Linked DNA regions of Homo sapiens: region 2 is linked to region 1. The links are chromatin loops, found by intact Hi-C in ENCODE. Cell type or tissue: ovary. All regions are shown on one strand. Links, peaks and the distances in the headings refer to the core of each region. The heading gives the core; the rest is flanking DNA. Region 1 overlaps DNAAF5 (dynein axonemal assembly factor 5). Region 2 overlaps PRKAR1B (protein kinase cAMP-dependent type I regulatory subunit beta).

What was found. A loop is a pair of places that touch in the nucleus more often than their neighbours do. Peaks named below come from ENCODE experiments on the same cell type or tissue, not always from the same donor. Only the 100,000 strongest peaks of a DNase experiment are listed, where the experiment ranks them.
Region 2: a loop joins it to region 1, with 5 times the contacts of the local background. A loop is called at or near these places in 2 of 110 quality-filtered maps.

The regions. Positions count from the first base shown.
Region 1 is chr7:765,535-773,861 of GRCh38, forward strand. DNAAF5 (dynein axonemal assembly factor 5) reads left to right here. Exons shown (of 13, transcript NM_017802.4): 9 at 4,937-5,084. Among named protein-coding and RNA genes, the nearest start is that of PRKAR1B, 42 kb to the left of the region's middle. RefSeq lists enhancers at 1,971-3,170, 2,620-3,147. In ovary, for the core only: no CTCF peak of the experiment used is centred there; DNase peaks (open chromatin) are centred at 2,917, 3,537, 5,907, 7,087 and 3 weaker places; H3K4me3 peaks cover 1,226 bases; H3K27ac peaks cover 4,797 bases.
Region 2 is chr7:701,649-709,975 of GRCh38, forward strand. All of the region lies in intron 2 of PRKAR1B (protein kinase cAMP-dependent type I regulatory subunit beta), which reads right to left. Among named protein-coding and RNA genes, the nearest start is that of DNAAF5, 21 kb to the right of the region's middle. In ovary, for the core only: no CTCF peak of the experiment used is centred there; no DNase peak of the experiment used is centred there.

The sequences.
Region 1 (8,327 bases), core at 320-8,319:
ATCTGTTCTTCCTCTTTGCAGAAGCATTTCTTATGGTGTTGGCGGAACTGATTGGCAGCTTGGAACACACATCTCTTTGGGCCCACATCTCCTGTCATTCACTGAAAGGCAGGAAGACTGCAGTATGCCGTTCAGTGTCAAGAGCTGGGTATAAAACTGTATGGGTTTTTTTGTTTTTTGTTTTTTGAGACGGTCTCACGCTGTCACCCAGGCTGGAGTGCAGTGGTACGATCACAGCTCACTGTAGCCTCAAACTTCCGGGATCAAGTGATTTTTCTGCCTTAGCCTCCTGAGTAGATGGGATTGTAGGCATACGCCACCTGGCTACTTCTGTATGTTTTTCTAGAAATGGGGTCATATATGCTGCCAGGCTAGTCTTGAACTCCTGGGCTCAAGCGATCCTCCTGCCTCAGCCTCCTGAGTAGCTGGGACCACAGGCACCCACTACCACGCCTGGCTAATTTTTGTATTTTTTGTAGACATGGGGTCTCTTTATGTTGCCCAGGCTGACCTCAAACTCCTAGGCTCGAACAGTCTTCCCACCTCACCCTCCCAAAGTGCTGGGATTAACAGGCATAAGCCACCATGCCTGGTTTAAAACTGCATTTCCCAATGATGATTATGTTCTCTGAGCCCCATCTGAGCGCACACATGTGTGGTGCTCTTGGGAGTCGGGGGCACAGCCTCAAATATAATACAATATTTCCAACATCGTGTCCTTGGAATACAGATGATTTTTATTTTCTTCTTTATTTTTTTCTATGTTTTTCTAAGCTTTCTCTAATGAGCATGCACTACTGTAATAAACAGAAGACAAAAGGATTAAAACAATTTTTTAATAGGAGAAATTTTTAAATTTCTCATTTACAAAAGTTCTATGGGAAGATACCTTTTAAATTTTAATTATTTTAAACATACAGAAAGGGATAATTTCTAAACTTTGAGAGGATGGGGGATCTACAAAGACATTGATTTGACTATATACATTTGAACCAAAATAAAAGGAACATAGACTTAGGAAAATATTTGCAATAAGGATGACAGTGTGAGATCTTTGTTACATAAAGCTGACACAAAATGAGAACAAAAGCATTAAGAGTTGGGCACGGTGGCTCACGCCTATAATCTCAGCACTCTGAGTCCATAACCGAGCAGCCTGCTCTGATGATAGAGGCTGAGGCAAGGAGGCTCACGTGAGCTCAGAAATTGAGGCTTCAGGGAGCTGTGATTGTACCACTGCACTCCAGCCCGGACAACAGAGAGAGACCATGATTCCAAAAAACAAAAAGCATTAACTCCCAAACAAACAGGCAAAATATCCACATTTTATAAAAAAGAATTAATACAACTAATAAGCAAATAGAGTGGGAACTATCCAGCCCTTCTAGTGATGAGGAAATATGAATTAAAGACTGTAGGGTCCCGCTGGGCGTGGTGGCTCACGCCTGTAATCCCAGCACTTTGGGAGGCCGAGGCAGGCAGATCCCGATGTCAGGAGATCGAGACCATCCTGGCTAACATGATGAAACCCCGTCTCTACTAAAAATACAAAAAATTAGCTGGGTGCGGTGGCGGGCGCTTGTGGTCCCAGCTACTCGGGAGGCTGAGGCAGGACAATGGCGTGAACCCAGGAGACGGGGCTTGCAGTGAGCCGAGACTGTGCCACTGCCCTCCAGCCTAGGCGACAGAGCGAGACTCGGTCTCAAAAAAAAAAAAAAAAAAGACTGTAGGGTCCCATTTCTTCATTTATCCAATTAAGTGAAATAGCTGCTGCCTAGGGTGGCTGAGCTGGGAGTGCCAAGGTGCTTTTGGAAAGCCGTGGGACGCTGCGCATCTGGAATTGCCAATGTCTTCACTCCTTTCATCCAGCAATCACATTCATGAGAATCTATCCTTCCAATTCTAATTATGGAAAAAGCTATGCACCCAAAAATATGCATCGGGGCATAATTTAATAGAAATTGTAAGTGACCCAAATACCTCATACGAAGTTAAATACATAATGATATTTCCATAGAAGAAATGCTCTGGCAACCATTAAAAACAATTATCCTAAGCCTTTATAGCAAAATGGGAAGACAGGTGTGGTGTGATATGGAGGGAAAGTGAAGCCAGTGCAGAAGTGTCCGTGCTGCAAGCAGGAACTCGCACTGGGAGGGGAGACACGTGATCAGGGCGGAAGTGTCCGTGCTGCGAGGCGGAGCTGGCGCTGGGAGGGGAGACACGTGATCCGGGCGGAAGTGTCCGTGCTGCCAGCAGGAGCTCCCGCTGGGAGGGCAGACACGTGGTCCGGGTGGAAGTGTCCCTGCTGCGAGCAGGAGCTCACGCTGGGAGGGCAGACACATGGTCCGGTGGAAGTGTCCCTGCTGCAAGCAGGAGCGCTAGTGCTGGGAGGGCGGACACGTGGCTCCGGGCAGAAGTGTCCGCCAGCAGGAGCGCTCGTGCTTGGAAGGTAGACACGTGGCCCGGGCGGAAGTGTCCTTGCAGCGAGCAGGAGCTGGCGCTGGGAGGGCAGACACGTGGTCCGGGCGGAAGTGTCCGTGCAGCGAGCGGGAGCTCGCGCTGGGAGCGGAGACAGGTGATCTGGGCGGAAGTGTCCATGCTGCGAGCGCTCGCGGCTGGGAGCGCAGACACGTGGTCCAGGCGGAAGTGTCCATGCTGCAGCAGGAGCTCGCACTGGGAGGGGAGACACGTGATCAGGGCGGAAGTGTCCGTGCTGCGAGGAGGAGCTAGCGCTGGGAGGGGAGACACGTGGTCTGGGCGGAAGTGTCCGTGCTGCGAGCAGGAGCTCTCGCTGGGAGGGCAGACACGTGATCCTGGCGGAAGTGTCTGTGCTGTGAGCCGCAGCTCACACTGGGAGGGAAGACACGTGGTCCGGGCGGAAGTGTCTGTGCTGCGAGTGGGCGCTCCGGCTGGGAGGGCAGACACGTGGTCCGGGCGGAAGTGTCCGTGCAGCGAGCAGGAGCTCGCGCTGGGAGGGCAGACAAGTGGTCCAGTGGAAGTGTCCGTGCTGCAAGCAGGAGCGCTAGTGCTGGGAGGGCAGACACGTGGCCCAGGCGGAAGTGTCCACGCCTACCTCGAGCAGGAGCGCTCATGCTGGGAAGGCAGATGGGTGGCCCGGGCAGAAGTGTCCGTGCTGCAAGCAGGAGCGCTCATGCTGGGAAGGCAGACACGTGGCCCAGGCGTCAGGTTTGAACATTCTTGACAGCAAGTGGCTCACCCGTCAGCGTGCTTCTTTTTCCCATCCCAGGAGTTGGACTTGACCTGTGGACATTTGGCTGTTTTCTTTTTGTTTTTAAGCCAGAAACACTGTCTTGTTTCCAGTTTAAGATGTAGAGAGGGTGAAACAGTCAGAAACTGGGTCAGAAGCAGCGTGGTTCTCGTGGCAGGGCGGCACTTGGCCCAAGACTCGTGCTCTGGCGGGAGGCTCAAGTCAGGCGTCCCAGCAGCTTCGGTGCAACGCCTCCTGCCCGGCTGCGTGGGGAGGCCCTCCAAGACACCAGCTGGTCTCACCGCGAGGCCTGACTTCGAGCCAGAGCAGCGAGTACATTGCGTCTCCGTGTGGCAAGGGCAGGTGCGGGGGTCTCAGTCCACTACCGAGCAGCCTGCTCTGATGACTGGCGGCGCCAGGGAGAAGGCTCACATCGCGAGGTCCCCAGCAACGGCTCAAGGTGACTCACAGTTGCTTGGATAAGCCAGTGGACGCTCCCTCTACACTGGCCCGGGGCCAGAGCGCCTCCTTCTGCGGCCCCAACCCAGTCCCCACCCTGAGCCTTCAGCTCCTGGGCCTGCAGGCTGAGCCTGGCAGGAGACGCTGCAGGGACTCTCAGAGCTGTCCTTGCCCTGTCATTCATGGAGACTTACAGGGAGGCGGGGCGGCCCTACTGCAGTGGGGACCCCTTGGGGCGTAGGATGCACAGTGCAGGCGCCCAAGCCTCGCGCCCACCGGAGAGCAGCCACGGTGCAGGAGCTTGGCCCTGAGTGTGGGCGGGGTGAGGGCTGCAACGCTGAGAAGCAGATATTAAAGAAGTTCTTTCACTGAAACAATTGATTTTGGTCGTTGTTTCAACTATTGCTTGACTTTAATTTTTCAAAAAAATTTAGAAAAGTTTAAGAAAAATGGAAGGTTGTTTTGTTTTTGAGATGGAGTTTTGCTCTTGGTGCCCAGGCTGGAGTGCAATAGTGCGATCTCAGCTCACCGCAACTTCCGCCTCACGGGTTCAAGCAGTCAAGCAGCTGGGATTACAGGCGCCCACCACCACGCCCAGCTAATTTTGTATTTTTAGTAGAGATGGGATTTTTCTCCATGTTGGTCAGGCTGGTCTCGAACTCCCGACCTCAGGTGACCTCAGGTCACCCATCTTGGCTTTCCAAAGTGCTGGAATTATAGGCGTGAGCCACCACGTCCAGGTTTTGTTTTTGTTTTTGTTTTTTTGAGACATAGTCTCACTTTGTCACCCAGGCTGGAGTGCAGTGGCACGATCTCGGCTCACTGCAACCTCCACCTCCCAGGTTCAAGTGATTCTCCTGCCTCAGCCTCCCAAGTAGATGGGACTACAGGTATATGCCACCATGCTAGGGTAATTTTTGTATTTTTAGTGGAGATGGGGTTTCACCATGTTGACCAGGCTGGTCTCAAACTCTGGACCTCAGGTGATCCTCCCTCCTTGGCCTCCCAAAGTGCTGGGATTATAGGCATGAGCCACCATGCCTGACCAAATAGGTTTTCATATGGAAAAACGTGATTTTGGGGGGTTAAAATTTTCTGCTGCTTTTCTGTGATAATCACCTTACTGATTGAGAAAGAGGAAGCGGGGAGGTGGTGGCCGATAGTGCCCTCTCCCAGGTGGGAGCGCCTGAGCCTGGGCCTGTGCTGGATGGGGCCTCCTCCCGTCTCCTGAGGGCCGTGCACAGGAGCCTCTGTTGTGTCTTACAGGCCCTGCCCTGGGAGAAGCCCTGCCACACGTCGTGCCCACGCTGAGGGCCTGTCTGCAGCCCTCCCAAGACCCGCAGATGCGCCTGAAGCTGTTCTCCATCCTGTCCACCGTGCTGCTCAGAGCCACGGACACCATCAACTCCCAGGGGTAGGTCCGGGCTCTGCCTCTGCACGGCCCCCAGCTGGGGCCTGGGCCAGGGGTCCCCATCTCCCTCCCCAACAGCTCACTGAGCAAGGGGGTTCCCACCTCCTTCCCCAACACTGCACTGCGCAAGGGGTTCCCCATCTCCCTCCCCCACACTGAGTCAAAGGTGGGCCGGGGGTCCCCACCTCCCTCCCCCACGCCGAGTCTAAGGTGGGCCGGGGGTCCCCACCTCCCTCCCCCACAGCACTCTGGGTGAGGGTTCCCCACACCAAGTCTGAGGTGGGCGTGTGCAGTGACCCCTGAGCTTAACTGGCCTGGAAGCAGCTAGTCCATCCTCACTGGGTAAACACAAGCTCTCGGCAGGGAATGCACAGAGAAGCACTAAGTCAAAGTCATCTCCGTGTGGTCATTAAAATTCCAGTGAATGAAAAAGTTTTAGGGAACATTAACTGTTAATGGCTTATGTATTAGCTGTTCTCTGTTTTAAAAGCCTTTGGGCACTTTTCAAACCTAACAAACAACTGATTGAATTTCTATTGATGGTCAAAGTGGTAAAAATACCTCTTTGTTATCTAAGACAACTTTTAGGTGGCATTAAGACCCCGAGGGTCTAGGGCCTCCAGGTGTACGGCTTTGAAGTAAGGGCAAGAAGCATGGGTGCCCTCTAGGAGCACTGGGAGGGACAGTGGAGGAAGAGGCCCCGCCCGGGTGCCACTGCTGAGGCAGCTCTTAGGGCCCTGCCACTTACTTTGCTCAGAGCAAAAGGTGCCGTCAGCTGGGTCCTACCCCCGCCTGTGCGGCTGGATCTGGGCTGCGTCAGCACCGGGACCCGCCCCAGCAGCACATCTGTCAAAGCGGAAAGCAGTTCACACACCAGAGCCTCATGTGGAAAGAGTCCAGGCGCTCAGACTTTTCTCCTTCATGACCCTCATCTCTGCTCTCGGGCCTCAGCCCGCCTGTCGTACTGCAGGAAATTTTGTTTCCTGCTTGTCTTCAAAGACTTCAGGGCTTAGAACGGACCATAGAAAGATATGAACCGAGAGCCGTGGCAGCTGTCCAGCTTGCAGGCTGATATTTGTGTAGATGCCATGCAGATAACACAGCAGGGTCCAGGCCCTTCCCTCTGGAACTCACACTCGGCTGTATTTTGGGAGGAACCGCTGGGCAGGTTCTGCCCAGGAACAGTTAACTCTGCAGAGCACAGTTTCCACATCTGGGCTGAGTTCCCAAAGAAAGTGCGCCTAACAACGTCTTGTGGAAGGCGGTTGGCGTCAAGAGAAGTAAAGTGTTCAGATGGCAGTGATTTTAATGAACTTACTAGCTATTTTAATAGGAAAGATTTTTTTTTTTATCCGTTTGGTTTTTATTTTTAGAATCATGAAATAGCAAGTTGGCTCTGCTGAAGTAGAAATGGTGGGCGGGGAGTCGCCACTGACCATCGTCTGCGCAGAGCACCTTCCTGCTGACCGCAGCTGTGAGCGCCGGCTGTACGCAGGTCCCTGCTGTGCGGGTGCCCAAGAGGGCTGAGGGCTGCGTCTGCCATGGTGTCTCCACCTTGGACACCATGAATCATGAGAGGTTCTCAGGGCTGCCTCCCACAGGCTTTCTGTGTCTTACCTGGGACACTCGGGACTAGTTGTGTTTAGGTTTTCTTAAAATTCTGTAGTAATTGCATTGTAGAGCATCCCTAATCCGAACTTCAGAAATCCAAAATGCTCCAGTGAGTATTTCATTTGAGCATCATGTCAGTGCTCAGATATGGTCAGACCCTGGAGCACTTTGCATTCTGAAGTGAAGGATGCTCAGCCTGCGTCTGACAGAAGCTCCAGAGAAGTGGCTGCGAGTTCAGGGCAAGAGGCTCCTGGCTTTGAGGCTGCACCGTTTCTGGAAGTCAAGCCCCACAGTGGACCTCGAGTCCCTCTGTGAATAGGAATGTGCTCGGGCAGGGAACCCGGAGCACCAGCCGCTGGGCCCCTCGTTCCCCGGCTCTGCAGCGTCTTCGGGTCCTGTGGGTCTGGCTGTGCCCAGCCCTGCTGCCCGTGGACTATAGTGTCTTGGGGTCCTGCAGGCCTGGCTGTACCCGGCCCCAGTGCATGGTGGCAAGTGCCTGTGATCCCAGCTACTCAGGAGGCTGAGGCAGGAGAATCACTTGAACCTGGGAGGCAGAGGTTGCAGTGAGCGGAGATTGCGCCATTTCACTCCAGCCTGGGCAGCAAGAGCGAGACTTTGTCTCAAAAAAAAGGAACGTGCCTCATTCAGTGGTTCGATGGTGGTTCTGATCAATGCCCAGAAGTTCTGATGGAGCTTCTGTCAGACACAGGCTGAGTATCCTTCACCCCAAAATTAAAAAAAAAAAAAAAAAAATTTAAAAAAACCTAAGCACTCCTAGGTGGCGCCCGTGTGGCACGCCTGGCCCACACTTGGACCCCACACCCTGAAGGCCAGGACTTCCAGGCCATTTCATGTGGTGACCATGGAGCAGGCGCTGGGTTCGTTCATTCCAGAGAGCCCTCTTGCAAGTCACGGTGCCGAAAATGGCAGCTCTGCTTAAAAACGAACCCACGCCAGAAACCTCGCGGAATGCGTGTAAATCACACCACACCAACGTCACTTTCCACATCTGCTCATCTACCTGGCTGGTCCCAACATGGCCCCTGCCAGGAGCAAGCCGGTGGCGCCTCCAGAAGAGGAAGGGACGCTGTGCAGGCTTCACGGACGCTGGAGGGCTGCGGGCTGTGGAGCTGGTCTTGGAGACCAGAGCCACCTTTGAAACATACCGTGGTGTTGGGATGTCACTAATGAGTGTGTCATTTTGCTTTGAGTTTGTCTTGGTGGCACTTTGACCTGACTGGTCACCATCAGGACGAAGTCGCCGACAGGGTGGGAACTGCCCGTCTCTCTGAGCTGTGGCCCTTGGGTCCCCGGACCGCGCCTGTGGCCCTCCCATCCCGCCTCTGTGAAGCCGCAGCGACTGTCCTTGCTGGACAGAGGGTTCTGTGGCTGGAGAGACTTGGCCTTTTTCTGGGGGAGGGATGCAGATGGGAAAGGGGCTCACTGGGTGCTGCCGACACCACCGCACCTGCCCTAGCCCAGGCGTCACTCAGGCCTCCTTTTGAAGCTAGGAGCGGCGAGGGGCTGAAAGTGCACCCTCGGCCCAGGGCCTCTGGCTCGCCTCTGGAGAACAGGACCTACGCGGGCCGCAGGAGAGGCCAGGGGCACAGGCACCCCTGTCTCCCCGGTAGGGTT
Region 2 (8,327 bases), core at 264-8,263, 64 kb before region 1:
GCAAATGAGGGTTCAAAAGGCTGATTTGTCATCAGAAACCATAAAGAACAATGGGAAGACATCTTTAAACTGCTGAAATAAAATCACTCTCCACTCAGAATCCTGTATCTGTAAACATGTCCTTGTCCTTCAGGAATGAAGGCAAACCAGAGAGATTCTCAGATGAAGGAAACTGAGAATCTGTCACCAGCAATCCTGCTCTAAGAGGAATGCTAAAGCGAGTTCTTCAGGCTGGTGGGGGAAATGATCACAGAGGGAAAGAAAAACACTTCAGGAACCACGGAAGAGTGACAGAAATGGGAAATACCCAGGTACATCTTCTAGACTATTTGCCCCTCTTAAATTACTGAAAATACGTGAAAGTGTTAAAAGTAAAAATTATAACATTGTCAAGGGAGTGGGGGAAAGTTCAACATGTGTAAAGATGATACGTACAACAACCAGAAATAATAAGGGGAAGGTAAATGGGCCTATGTGATGGAAAACTTGTATGTTTTACTTGAAATGGTAAAATATCAACTCTAAAAAGTCTGTGTAAAGTTATGTATGTATATTATAATGCCTATAGCAATCACTTAAAGAAAAACAGTAAAAAAGACAGTAAGTACTAAAAAATAATCAAATAATCTAAAAGAAGGAAGGAAAAAAGAAACATAGGAAAAAAAACAGAGAAAACAAATAGAAAAATAATTAAATGGTAGACCTAAATCCAACCATATCAATAATTACATTAAATGTACATGATCTATACATGAGGTAAGATATATAAAAGTAACCATCTTAAAAAATAATGGTTGAAAACTTGCCAAATTTCTTGAAGGACATAAATTAACATCAAGATTTGCAAAGGGAAACCAGACAAACTCAAAGAAAATCATATTAAGATGCATCATAGGCTGGGCGTGGGGCTCACACCTGTAATCTCAGCACTTTGGGAGGCCGAGGCAGGCGGATCACGAGGTCAGGAGATCGAGACCATCCTGGCTAACACGGTGAAACCCTGTCTCTACTAAAAATACAAAAAATTTGCCGGGTGTGGTGGCAGGTGCCTGTAGTCCCAGCTACTCGGGAGGCTGAGGCAGGAGAATGGTGTGAACCCAGGAGGCGGAGCTCGCAGTGAGCGGAGATTGTGCCACTGCACTCCAGCCTGGGCAAACGGGGCAAGACTCCGTCTCAAAAAAATAAGTAAATAAATAAATACATAAATAAATAAATAAAGATGCATCATAATATATACTATACTATATATACTATATGTACTACATATATAGTAATAAACAGTATTTTCTTTTTAAAAAGTGGATAATCTAAACACACCAATTAAAAGACAGAAACTGTCAAATCATATAAAAAAAGAAAACCAAGTATATGCTATCTATAAGACACACACTTTACTGATATAGCTAAAATAAGAGGATAGAAAAAGATTAATCACACAAATCCTAATAATGTGGCTGTATTAATATCAGATAAAGCAGACTTCAGAACAATGAAAATTACCAGGAACAAAGAGAAACATCGAATAATGATAAGAGGGTTTATTCACATGAAAACATAGCAATCCCAAATGTATATGCAACTAATAACAGAGCTCCAAAACACATAAAGCAAAAACTGATAGAATTAAAGGAGACACAGACAAATTATAATTGGAAGTTTCAATGCTGTTCTTTGGTAGTAGGTATAGCAAGGGGCCAAAAAGAATCAGCAAGAATGGGCCAGGTGCAGTGGCTCATGCCTGTAATCCCACCACTTTGGGAGGTTGAGGTGGGTGGATCACGAGGTCAAGAGATCGAGACCATCGATCTCCTGTGGCTAACACAGTGAAACCCCATCTCTACTAAAAACACACAAAAAATTAGCTGGGCGTGGTGGCAGACGCCTGTAGTCCCAGCTACTTGGGAGGCTGAGGCAGGAGAATGGCACGAACCCGGGAGGTGGAGCTTGGAGTGAGCCGAGATCACGTCACTGCACTCCAGCCTGGGCAACAGAGCAAGACTCTGTCTCAAAAAAAAAAAAAAAAATCAGCAGGAATGCAAAAGACCCTAACCTGAACAACCCCTCAAACAACCAGACCTAACCAACATTTCCAGAACACAGCACCCAACAGCAGCACACAGTGTTTCTAAGGGCACGTGTGATATTCACCAAGATAAAGCATATGATCAGCCATAAACCACACCTTAACAAAATAAAGATTCAAAACCATATAAGCTATGTTCCCTGACCATAATGAAATTAAACTAGAAATAAATAACAGAGAGATATCAAAAAAATCCCCAAATATTTGGAAATTAGACAACAAATTTCTAAATAAGATGAACCAAAGAGGAAATCTCAAGGTAAAATGGAAAATATTTTGAGCTAAATAGAAAATGAAAATACAGCACATCAAAATCTGTGAAATATAGTTAGAACAGTGCTTTAGAGAAAAATCTGTAGCATTATATATTTCTATCAGATAAAAAGCCTTAATCATCTAAAATTTCACCTTAAGAAATTTTATGAAGAACAGATAAAACCCAAAGACTGAAGAAGAAATGAAATAATAAAAATAAGAGGAGAAACAGATAAAATCTAAACAAAAATAGACAAAATCGATGAAATTAAAATCTAACTCTTTGAAAAGATCAGTAAAATTGATAAACTTCTAGCCAGACTGATCAAGCAAAAAAGAAAAGCCAGAAATTACCGTCTCAGGAATGAAAACCATCTCAGAAAACCACCTCAGGAATGAAATAATACAAACACTACAGACATTAAAAGGATGAGGTAATATTACTCTATATTGATAAATGTAACAACTTAAATGAAACGGAACAATGCCTTGAAATACACAAACTATGGCCGGGTGCGGTGGCTCACGCCTGTAATCCCAGCGCTTTGGGAGGCCGAGGCGGGTGGATCACTTGAGGTCAGGAGTTCGAGAGCAGCCTGTCCAACATGGTGAAATCCCGTCCCCACCAAAAATACAAAAATGAGCCAGGCGCGATGCCTGTAATCCCAGCTACTCGGGAGGCTGAGGCAGGAGAATCACTTGAACCCAGGAGGGGCGGGTTGCAGTGAGCTAAGATCGCACCACTGCACTCCAGCCTGGTCAACAAAGCAAGACTCTGTCTCGGAGTAAATAAATAAATAAACAAGCCACATACTAGAAGAAAATATTTTGTAAATTAAATATCTGACAGTTTATAAAAAATTCTGAAACTCAGTAGTAAGAAAACAGACAACCTAATAAGAAAAATGGACAAAATACATGAACAGACACTTCACCAAAGAAGATATTTGAGTGGAAAATAAGCGTATGAAAACATCCTCAACAACTTTAGTCATCAGGAAATGTAAAATAAAACCACTTTAGGGCCGGGCGCAGTGGCTCACGCCTGTAATCCCAGCACTTTGGGAGGCTGAGGCGGGTGGAGCATCTGAGGTCAGGAGTTCAAGACCAACCTGGCCAACATGGTGAAACCCCATCTCTACTAAAAATACAAAAACTAGCTAGGCATGGTGGCACATGCCTGTAATCCTAGCTATCCGGGAGGCTGAGGCAGGAAAATCGCTTGAAAATCACCTGAACGCGGGGAGCAGAGGCTGCAGTAAACCGAGATCACGCCATTGCCCTCCAGCCTGGGTGACAGAGCAAGACTCTGTCTCAATTAAAAAAAAAAAAAAGAAAAAAGAAAAAAAAAAACATTTTAGGTGCCACCATATACCTATTAGAATGGCTAAACGTTTTTTAAAACTGACAGTATCAAAGGCTGCCGATACTGAGGAACAAGAATCACGGCTGCTTGGAACACGAGATAGGACAGACATTCTGGAAAACAGTTTGGCAGTTTCTTATAAACATACACTTACCCTATGACCCAGGAATCTCACTACTAAATATTTACTCAAGTGAAATAAAAACCTACTTCCACATTAAAAACCTGTAAGACGAATATTTATAGCAGCTTTATTTGTAGTTGGCAAAAACTGGAAAGGATCCAAGTGTTCCTAGACAGGGTACAGGACAGACAAGCTGCAATCCATCTATGCAACAGAACACTGCCGGCAATAAAAATGCAGGACCTGTTGATGCAGAAAAACACAGATGAGGCGGGCACTGTGGCTCACGTCTCTAATCCCAACACACTGGGAGGCCGAGGCAGGTGGATCACCTGAGGTCAGGAGTTCAAGACCACACTGACCAACGTGCTGAAACCCCGTCTCTACTGAAAATATAAAATTAGCCGGGCGTGGTGGCAGGCGCCTGTAATCCCAGCTACTCGGGAGGCTGAGGCAGGAGAATTGCTTGAACCCAGGAGGCAGAGGTTGCAGTGAGCTGAGACTGTGCCACTGCTCTCCAGCCTGGGCAACAAGAGTAAAACTCTGTCTCGAAAAGAAAAACAGATGAGCCGGGCGTGGTGGCTCACATCTATAACCCCAGCACTTTGGGAAGCCGAGTGGGGAGGACCGCTTGAGCTCAGGAGTTCAAGACCAGCCTGGGCAACATGGCGAAATCCCGTCTCCACAAAAAATACAAAAATTAGCCAGGCATGGTGGTGGGCACCGGTACTCCCAGCTACTCAGGAAGCTGAGGTGGGAAGATGGCTTGAGCCTGAGAGGTGGAGGTTGCAGTGAGCTGAAATCATACCACTGTACTCTAGCCTGGACAACAGAGCCAGACCCTGTCTCAAAAAAGAAGATTGATGGTGTCATTTTGGATAATCTTCGGAAAGATCACATCTTGCTGGGGAAACTCCCACGCTGTGTTTTGCCATCAAATAAGGAATTTTTTTTTTTTTTTTTTTGAGACGGAGTCTCGCTCTATCACCCAGGCTAGAGTGCAGTGGCGCGATCTGGGCTCACTGCAACCTCTACCTCCTGGGTTCAAGCAATTCTCCTACCTCAGCCTCTCACTGGGACTACAGGCACCCGCCACCATGCCCAGCTAATTTTTTTTTTTTTTTTTTTTTAGTAGAGACAGGGTTTCACTGTGTTAGCCAGAATGGTCTCGATCTCCTGACCTCGTGATCCGCCCGCCTCAGCCTCCCAAAGTGCTGGGATTACAGGCATGAGCCACCGCGCCCGGCCCAAATAAGGAATATTTTATCTGCTTAAGTCTCCACCACAGAAGAACTCACTCACGAAGGCCAGAGCACCAGAGGCCCAGCCCGGACGGCACTCCAAGAGCTGGGCCATCCCTGCTGGCCTGTGTTTTATCCCAGGTGCTTTATGAAAGCCTCACAAACATGCACCCTGCTTGGGATACAAGTGAAGAAAAATCCTCCATCAGGGGCTTCTGCCCTCCACTCAGCCCTGGCTGGCCTCGAGGGGGTGGCCCAGACCTCACCCTCTCCACCAGGGCTGCCGCCCTACCCAGAGGCACACTTCCCGGTTCTATTGTAAACATTCCACAGCACCTCACTGGTCCAGAACACGCAGCAGGAAATGAGACTCCATGGAATTTTAGGGCCCTGTTAGCTGGTTTATATTTGGGGATCTCAGCTCCATTTGAGAATCCATCGCAAGCTAAGAGGAATTCTTCCCAGTTAAACGCACCCACATGTAGAACACGCATGCAACTTCAAAGACTTCACTAAAGCTCCCCAATGCCTGTCCCTATCAGCTACTGCAGAAAACAAACAAAAATCACCTGCAATCGTGCCCTGAGACGCCACTCTTTTCAACATTTTGGCGGACGCCCCTCAGATTTTTTTCTTTGCATATAACACATTATTGTCGGCAACCCTTTCGACAAAAATGGAATTGTACCATAGATCCTGTCTTGCAACCTGCTATTTTCACTCAGCAAAGGCTTGCTGTTGGAGGAAGGCCTGAGAAAAATTGCCCTGCCCACGCCCAAGAAGGCCGCTGGGATCCGTGAATCGTGTCCCCAGAAATAGACATTCTGGAGTCCTAACCTCAGAACCTCAGAACCTCAGAACCTCAGAAGTTGACCTTACTTGGAGGCAGGGTCTTGACGGAGGTGAGGAAGTTACAAGAGGTCATTGGGGTGGCCTTGGTCCAGGATGACTAGTGTCCCTATGAGAAGGGGAAATCTGGACACAGACACTGTCAGGGGGCAGAACACCATGTGAAGATGAAGGCAGGACCCGCGATGCGTCTACCAGCCTGGACCACCCACAATCGCCAGCACCACCCGGAGCTGGGGGAGACACAGAACCTTCTCCCACATGGACCCAGAAGGAGCCATCCCACCACACCTTGGTCTCAGACTTCCAGCCTGGACCACCCAAGATGATCACCAGCACCACCTGGAGCCGGGGGAGACACAGAACCTTCTCCCACACGGACCCAGAAGGAGCCATCCCACCACACCTTGATCTCAGACTTCCAGCCTGGACCACCCAAGATGATCACCAGCACCACCCAGAGCCAGGGGAGACACAGAACCTTATCCCACACGGACCCAGAATTAGCCATCCCAATACACCTCAATCTCGGACTTCCAGCCCGGACCACCCAAAATCGCCAGAACCACCCAGAGCCGGGGGAGACATAGAACCTTCTCCCACACGGACCCAGAAGGAGCCATCCCAATACACCTCGATCTCGGACTTCCAGCCTGGACCACCTAAGATCTCCTTCTCCCACACAGACCCAGAAGGAGCCATCCCAATACACCTTGATCTCAGACTTTCAGCCTCCAGAACTGTGGGAGGAGACATTTCTGTTTAAGATGCCCGGTGTGTGGTACAGTCATCCCCTGGTATCCATGGGAGATGGTTCTAGAATCTCTAAGGATAACCAGAACCCATGGATGCTGAAGTCCCTGATATAAAATGGTGTCATATTTGCATGTAACCTACACACATCCTCCCATATACTTTTTTAAAAAATTTATTTATTTTTGAGACAGACTCTCGCTCTGTTGCCCAGACTGGAGGGCAGTGTTGCAATCAGCTCACTGCAACCTCCGCCTCCCTGGTTCAAACAATTCTCCCGCCTCAGCCTCCCAAGTAGTTGGGATTACAGGCACATGCCACCACGCCCAGTTAATTTTTGTATTTTTAGTAGAGATGGGGTTTCACCACGTTGGCCAGGCTGGTCTCCAACTCCTGTGTGCAAGCGATCCACCCTCCTGGGCCTCCCAAAGTGCTGGGATTACAGGCATGAGTCACTGTGCCCGGCCCCAATTTTTTTTTTTTTTTTTTCTGAGACGGAGTCTCCCTCTGTCGCCCAGGCCAGAGTGCAGTGACGCATCTTTGCTCACTGCAACCTCCACCTCCCGGGTTCAAGCCAATTCTCCTGCCTCAGCCTCCTGAGTAGCTGGGATTACAGGTGCGTGCCACCACACCCGGCTAATTTTTGTATTTTTAGTAGAGACGGGGTTTCACTGTGTTGGTCAAGGTGGTCTCAAACTCCTGACCTCATGATCCACCTGCCTCGGCCTCCTAAATTGCTGGGATTACAGGTGTGAGCCACCGCACCCACCAGCCCCAATATTTAATACTAAAAAAAAAAAAAAAAAAAAAAAAAAAGGAAACAACTCAATTGTCCATTCACTCACGGAGGAAAGGTTGAAAAACCTTAGTATAACATTATGCAGTCACTTAAAGAGAGGTCTTTAAAGAATATATAAAAAATGAAAAATACAAAATACGAATTGCATCTATAACGTGACTGCAACTAAGACTTATGTACGTATGTATCCACGTATGCATGTATGTATGTGTGTGTATGCATGTGTGTATGCATGTGTGTGTGTATGTATTTCTTTTTTTTTTTTTTTTTTTGAGACGGAGTCTCGCTGTCGCCCAGGCTAGAGTGCAGTGGCGCCATCCTGGCTCACTGCAAGCTCCACCTCCCAGGTACACGCCATTCTCCTGCCTCAGCCTCCTGAGTAGCTGGGACTACAGGCGCCTGCCACCTCGCCCGGCTAATTTTTTGTATTTTTAGTAGAGACGCGGTTTCACTGTGTTAGCCAGGATGGTCTCGATCTCCTGACCTCGTGATCTGCCCACCTCAGCCTCCCAAAGTGCTGGGATTACAGGCGTGAGCCACTGCACCCAGCCGTGTGTATGTATTTCTGAGACAGGGTTTCGCTCTGTTGCCCAGGCTGGAGTGCAGTGGTGTGATCATGGTTCACCACAGCCTCAAACTCCTGGGCTCAAGTGATCCTCCCACCTCAGCCCCTGGGTAGCTGGGACCACAAGCAGGTGCCACCACACCCAGCAAACTTTTTAAATGTTTTTGAGAGACAAGGTCGAATTCCTGACCTCAAGTGATCTTCCCACCTCGACCTTCCAAATGCTGGGATTACAGGTATAAGCCACCGTATCTGGCCTACAACTACGTTTTTATAAAAACATTTGAGGGGG